Linked DNA regions of Mus musculus: region 2 is linked to region 1. The links are chromatin contacts, found by Hi-C or POLR2A ChIA-PET in ENCODE. All regions are on one chromosome and are shown on one strand. The core of a region is the stretch at or near the end of the contact, and the rest is flanking DNA. Distances in the headings are between cores, read along the strand shown.

Region 1 (3,515 bases), core at 187-2,686:
GGCTATCCCAAGGAGAGCAGTAGGTGCAGAAGAGAGAGGCACTCTCAGTGCACAAGGCTGGTTTCTTCAAAATTATATATGAGAACACTGGGTGGTCTCTTTCATACACATTCTGTCCCTGAGAGTGGCTTGGCAGGCTTGGTCCAACAAACCAGATGCTTGGAAATCACCTACTTTTCCATGTTCTTCAAAGGCATCATAGAGACCATCTTCTGCAACCCACTCCTGACTCCGGTACAAAGAAAGACAGCGCACAAATGATGCACAATCTACAATGTTTCATTTGGGGGTTGATCTTGTAATGGTGCAGAAGCGACAGGCATCAGCAGAAACACTACTTGGGATTTTGAGTTTGATCTCTTCCATGCTGGTGATAATGCGATATAAGCACCCTTTCTCAACGCTGGCCATCACCAGGGGAAACCACATGCTCCAGTGTGCTGAGTTGATAAGCCAGGACATTTAGTAGATTAAGCAACCCCATGATGTTTTAAGCCACAGTGGGTCCTCTGTATGAGCCATTATTAAAGGTTAAAGAACCTTTATTTGATGGTCTCGGTGAACAAGTTGGGGTGGGGACATCAGGCACCTCCAGGATGCTTAAAGTCTTCTGGCTAGGAATAAAGAATGATGAACGGGGCAGTGCTGGCGACGAGAGGTGACCACGGAAAGGAACTATGTGCTCCAGCTGAGCAGAACAGATTAAACCAGAGAATCAGAACCAGGGTGTGGAAGGACTTGTCTCTCTGTGGAGGGACAGTGCTGGCCACAGTGGCTAGGAGCCCTGCGACAGCACATCAGAAGCATGTGCGGGCCTTCCTGAAAAGTGGCTGTCAACAAATAGGCGCTCTCGTCTCTGGGCCTGCAGACCTCCAAAAGGGGCGTTCACACTGCGGGGCTAGCCTGGGCTCTGCATTTCTTGGATAGGGCTGAGCACCCGGCAGGGCCACGTCGCTCCTGGTACAGAGGGAGGCTACAGTCTAAAGTAGGAGGGGCCTCGGGTTCCCGGTGCCAGGACTCCGCCGCCAAGACGGTGCCGTGGCCTGCCCCCTCTAGGGACCTAGAAAGCTCCACGCTCACACCTTGAGGGGGTACAGAGGGAGCAGAAAAGGCAGAAGTGCGCCCACGGCGCCCACAGCCCTTAAAATAACACACAACTCTCACGCTCCACCCCGGAAGCAGACTCGCGGTAGACGTAGGGCGGGGCCTCTCGAGTCTGGGGGCGTGACTTCTAAGTAGCCTGCGCCGGAAATGAAGTCCAGGGTGCGGCATACTTGGAGGCCGCGGTTCGCAGCTGAGAGGCGGGGCCCTGTCTAGAGGCGGAGCCTTGCCCAGCTGGAGGTGGAGCCACTGGGCCACCATCTCCGACTTCCGGGGTCGCGGGCGGTGCGGGCGGAGTGAAGCACAGAGTGGGCGGGCCCTGGGTCGGCCAGCTCTGAATGCAAATTTACGGCCTAGCAGGCTGCGGCTCCGGGGCGAGGCCTGCGTGTGGGGCGGGGCCTAGGTATGTGGGCGGGACCTGGCGCCGGGCACGCCCAACCTTAGTGCGGGCAGGCGGGAGGCGGAGCCTCTGCGCGCGGCCTAAATGAGTTTGCGCAGACTCAGGGCGGGCTCTCAGCCTGTCACTGTGAACCTTAGGGCTGCATTTCACTTGAATCAGATTTTCGTTTTAGTCAGACTTTTCTGTTCTGAAAGCTTTCCTGCCCTTGGAGTTTGTAAATCTTGGCAAGGAGGAAGAAAACGGGTAACCCTCAAGCTCCTCGTGAGATTTTTCCTTTTTTGAGGCTGTGTACGTGATGTAAAGAGTCTTGCAAAATTGCAGTAACACTTGAGAATACCTTAAAAATACCCAGTTCTTGATCTAAGGGTGTACCTCAGTTGGTAGAGTCCTTTCCTAGCAGACAGGAGACCTTGGCTTCCATTCTAGTATCAAACAAACAAACAAACAAAAACTTTATAATTTTCCAACTCAAAAATCATACGTTACTGGAGAAAATTTAGAAAGTTGACAAGAATTTTTAAAAACCTGATCAATATGCCAGGTAGTGGCACACTCCTTTAATCCCAGCACTTGGGAGGTAGAGGCAGGTGAATCTCTGCTCTTGAGACCAGCCTGGACTACAGAGCAAGTTCCAGGACAGTCAGGGCTATATCTCAAAAACACCAACAACAACAACACAAAAAACAACAACAAAAACAAATAAACACTCTGATTATTTAAGATCACTAGTGTTAACATTTTGACGTTTCTATTTTTATAATTCTATGTATATTTGAAACAGAAATAGGGACAATACTATACAGTACTACCTTGCCCTTTGTCTTTTTGTGGCTGGTGTTGCTGTGAGGGTCTGACCATAGCCCTATTTGTGGCCCCACACAGCCCTAGATGGGAAACCCCTTTGTTATTTAACTCTCATAGGCCGTCTTGTTTCCATCTCTTTTGAGTTTTCCTTTCTTTCTTTCTTTCTCTCTTTTGTTTTTGTTATTGTTTTTTGTTTGTTTTTGTTGTTTGTTTTTTCGAGACAGGGTTTCTCTATATAGCCCTGACTGTCCTGGAACTCACTTTGTAGACCAGGCTGGCCTCGAACTCAGAAATCTGCCTGCCTCTGCCTCCGGAGTGCTGGGATTAAAGGCTTGAGCCACCAAGCTCGGCCCTCTTTTGAGTTTTCTACATTTAAAAGGTAACAATGTTTCAACAAGTGATAAATCACTTGTAGCCAAAAAATAGATACCTAGTGTCCAGATTACATAAAGAACTAAAACTCAACAATGAAATCCCTAATTTAATTATAGGCAAAGGACTTAAATGTTTTTAAAGACTAAGTAGCTAAGACCCATACAGCCAACAAGATACTCATTGTGGCCAATCAACAGAGGGGAAAAAAAAAAAACCAAATTCACAAAACACTTCACACTAAGGTTGCAAGTACAGAAAAAAAAAAAAAGCACAAAAATGGAAAAATGGAAAAAGTGTTGGCAAGTATGTGGAGAATCTGGAACCTTTTCACATTGCTGGTAGGAATGCAAAATGACGTAGTTGCTACAGAAACCTTTATGGAAAAGCCAGAGCTACCACAAGGCCCAGCAATTTCTCTTGTCAGTATGTAACCAAGGACTTGAAAGCAGGAATGCTGTCAGTCTGCTGTGCACTCCTGCTCCAAGGAGAGGAAAGGTAGAAATTCTAGAAACAGCTCCCAAAGGGTCATGGATGGGTCAGTGGGTGAAGCTGATAGCATAAACACAAACAAAGGGGCATCAGCAGGCTTAGAAAGGAATCAAGTTCTCCAATCAGCTACAACAGAATTGAACCCTGAAAACAGGGCTAGGTGAAGAAAGCTAGACACAAAGTATCCAATCATGAGGCCCATTCAACAGATCCTCAGGCGAGCCCATAGACAGGAGAATGGCGTTTCTAGGCTCTGAGGCCAGAGGAAGTGTAAAGTTCTTAGTGACCAGATGAGTTTCAGTTTAGGATGAGAAGGTGTGGAAATGGATGCTGATGGCTGCATAGC
Region 2 (3,518 bases), core at 959-3,458, 36 kb before region 1:
ATCCAAACCACATTTTTAAAAAAAGTGGGAAGAAGAGCAGTGTTCTCGCACACATATGAAAGCAGCCTTAATCCTCAAGGCTGGAGTATCTTTTTAACCCAGGCTACATACACACATGTAGAGACCCGGTTTTATTTCCCAGATAGACAGACCCTATGTGCTCAAATAAAATGAAGCTATTTCTGGCCTGGAGAGATCACTTAGGCTTTTGAAAATCCAACTTTGAAGAAATTAATTTCAGTGTTACCTGAAAACCCCTATAATTATTGTAAAGACAAATTCTTTTGCCCCTTTTTTTGGTCCCCACAAACCCCTCAAGCCTGCTAGCTGTGCTGTGTGAGCCACCTATAAGAAGGTGCATTTATTAAAGAGGTTATGAACTGGGTTTTGTTGTTATTTGGTTTTGCTTTGCTTTATTTAACCGCCCCATAAACGAGAACTTCCCACCCAAGGGTCTTCCACTGCACTCTGGATTTCGGCTGCTATGCTGAAGGTTCACCCTAAACAAGCTCTCTGAAAATGTCCATCTAGCATCAAAAAATATTTTTAAAGTAAAAAGGGTTTAGTAAAACAGGTCAAATTGTTGAGAAAGGACTTAGGCTTCCAAACAACATTTCCAAACACCCCCCCCAACAGATGTTTTCTCTTTTCTATTGTTTAAAATGTCTGCTATAATATTTTATACGCTCGATAAAATCTCTACAAGGCTAGCAGACCCTACACCTGAGATCAGAAACTGTGTTTCACAAATCCCAAGTTCCGGATGGAGGACAGTGTGGTGTTCTCTGCAAGCTGCCTGGCTTTGGGTTCGAGAGCAACCTACCTGGAATGTGTCCCCGACTCTGAAAGATCCCTGCAGTAGGACCCCTCTTAGAAATCTGCCCATTAAATATTTAAATGCTAAGGAGCTAAAGTGAAAAAGGCTCTTACCTCTCCAACCTTGATCATGCCCGCGGCGCACACGTCCACCGCCCTGCCAGACCACGTCTTGGCCGCCGCTAGCGCTGCGCTGGCATGCCCGCGGCCGCTGGCTGGAGTCCGGGGTGACTTGCGTTGGGCTCCTGGGCGCGCAGAAACAGCCGAGGGCAGTGCGGAGCCGCTCCCGCAACTCTTCGCAGGGTGGGACGGCCTCTGGCCAGCTTACGGCGAGGCCCCAAACCCGGGACCCACCGCTCTCCGGGCTTCTGCAGTCTTACATCCAACGACCCACCACGCAAGAGTGGCCCGAAGGATCGAGTCACGCGTCCACGGCTGGCGCCACTGGAGACCTTTGTCCCGGACGCCAACGAGAGTGTGCGGGCCCGCGTGCGCCCACGCCCTGCCGCGGAGGACCGGGCCGGCGTGCTCCGTGACTTTCTCCAAGTTCACGTGCATCCCGGAGCGGCCAGGCGGGCGCAGCGGGCCCGGACGCTCAGAGCCTGGCCGTCGGGCGGGCTCGGGACCCAGCGGCCCAGGGCGCGAGCGTGGCCACGGTGAGAGCCACCGGGGGCGGCCGGAGGGCACCGGGACGGAGCGGGCCACTCGTCTGGCGCTGCCCGGGCTCCGAATGCAGCGGTGGCTTGGCACAGACGCGCCGCGCGCCCGGTGCATGCTAATGGCCGGCGGGCGCGCCATGAATTATTCAGCAGCGGCGCGGAGAGGACGAGCGCGGCTCGGAGGGCGGCCTGGGCCGCGCGTCCCCCGCCGCTGCAGAGCGGCCGCACCGACTTCCCAAACTTTCCCCGGCCCGCACCGAGGATGCGGCCCCCGCGGCGCCGCGGTCCCCGCCCGAGCGCGCTGGCCGCGCTTCCCCCGTTGCCGCCTATTTTATGTCTTTTGTCTCGGAGTTGGCACCTGTCCCAGAGAGCGCGTTTCCCTGCCCACCCCTTCGCCGCCGGATCGGGGCGGGGGAGGGGGCACGGGGGACCGGGGAGGAGGGGACGAGGGAAGCGAGGCGCCCGCGCGCCCTGCGTCCTGGGGAGACCGCCCGGGGGCGGTGGCGGCGGCCGTGCCCGAGCACCCGGGCACCCCTGCTCCGCGGGGAGGTCAGGGTTGCGAACGCGCCCGGAATACCAACGAGGCCGCTGTGCCCGCTGCGGGCCCGTGCGTCCGGGCGCCGCCCCTCCCGGGCGGCCCCCACCCAGACGGGCGCGCTTGGGCTGGGAGGGCGGCGGGAGCTGCGGATTCGCCGCCCCGGCCCCGCGCCTGGCCCCGCAGCTCCGCGTGCGCGCCCCCGCAGGCACGCCGCCCCGGGCGCTCCCCGCTTGCGCGCGCCCGCCCCGCGGCCCCGCCCGTCGCCTTCGCGCGCCCACCCCACTGGGCACCGCACCGCGGAGACCCACCGGTAGAGCCCCGGGGCCAACGCAGCGGGGAGGGCTGAGCAGGAGCGCGTCCCCTGCCCGCGCTGCCCGCGCCACCCGCGCCGCCTTGGCACGGAGGCGGCTGCCCGGGCGCGCTCCGCGGCTGCGCTCCAAGGCTCTGGCTGCCATGATTGCGGGCAGTACCGGGACGCGCGTGCACGCTCGGGGCCGATTGGGACCCTCGGTCTACAGGATCCCCCTCTGCCCGCCCGCAGCCTGGTACGCGCAGAGGACAGCCGCCAGGGTCACGGAGCTCTAGATAGCGTACTGAGACAACGTTGTGGGCCCGATAGTGGCAGTGGCTTCCCGCAGGAAGGGCGCGCGCATGGGCGACCCAGCCAGTCCAACGGAGCAAGGGGCGCGGTGCCCAGCGGGGTACGGCAGGGAGAGCACACAACCTCTCGAATGGGTATGGGAAGTAATGCACAGAACTGAGCATGCAAAGGGGCCGTGCAAGGTGCCTGGGAAGGCATGGGATTCGCGGAGGCATGTTGCCCAGAGCTGGTGCCCACCTCCAGGCTCGCTCCTTTCCCGCTGGAAACAACTTCCTGCTATTAGGACTGGGGCACGGGAGCTGCGAGGGTAGTTCAAGGCCATGGCTTTGCTCTCAGCCCTTCAGCGACACTGCTGGCTCCAGGCCACCCCGGGCCCCTAAAAGGGGGAATGGGACGGCTGGGCTCCAGGACCTGGTTATTGGTTAGAATGCCAAGGAGGCCGCAGCGTCTTTCAGATCGCTTCACTGGCGCGCACAAGCGTTTTCCAAACACAGGCCAGCCTGGGCCTCAGGCTCTCAGAGACACATGTGAACACAGGGTCCCTAGACTTGGATTCCCTCCTCCTGTCCAGACATGCTCTGGATCACAGCCACTTGGACCTGGCTGGTTCTGGAGGTGTATGATAGCCCGTTGACGACCAGGGCCAGAGAGAACAAGGCCTCCAGGGCCCATCCCACAATCTCTGTGCCTGTCTCCCCCCTCCTCCTCCCCACTGGCCTTGGCATTCTAACCAGTGTCCTTTGACGTCATATCTCGCCATTTCTGTCAACCAATTGAAACTTGCTCGTTGTAATAAAAAATATAATTTTTTTATGCCATTGGTAAATTCAAAAGTTCCTCGTGTGTCCCGCTTCCCAGGAAACTTCATTCCACGTTGTATTGGACTGCCACGAGGGAGAACCTG

Evidence for each region. Hi-C counts contacts between places; a loop is a spot of excess contacts on that map. ChIA-PET counts read pairs that join two places held with the same protein, here RNA polymerase II (POLR2A).
Region 2: a loop to region 1 is called in a map of left cerebral cortex, with 6 times the contacts of the local background. The contact joins the enhancer-like site here to the promoter of D130051D11Rik in region 1. A Hi-C loop is called at or near these places in 5 of 37 maps with a recorded cell type or tissue (heart and left cerebral cortex). POLR2A ChIA-PET finds 5 or more read pairs at or near these places in 3 of 5 experiments (Patski and embryonic stem cell).

The regions. Positions count from the first base shown.
Region 1 is chr15:85,632,517-85,636,031 of GRCm38, reverse strand. D130051D11Rik (a long non-coding RNA gene) reads right to left here and starts at 1,436. Exons shown (of 2, transcript XR_003951642.1): 1 at 1-1,436.
Region 2 is chr15:85,669,534-85,673,051 of GRCm38, reverse strand. No RefSeq gene overlaps it. Among named protein-coding and RNA genes, the nearest start is that of Lncppara, 32 kb to the left of the region's middle. Within about 2 kb of position 2,208, at least 3 of the 3 ENCODE cell types and tissues checked have a DNase peak (open chromatin) inside an H3K27ac peak, as active enhancers do; they include heart and left cerebral cortex, where a contact is called at or near this core.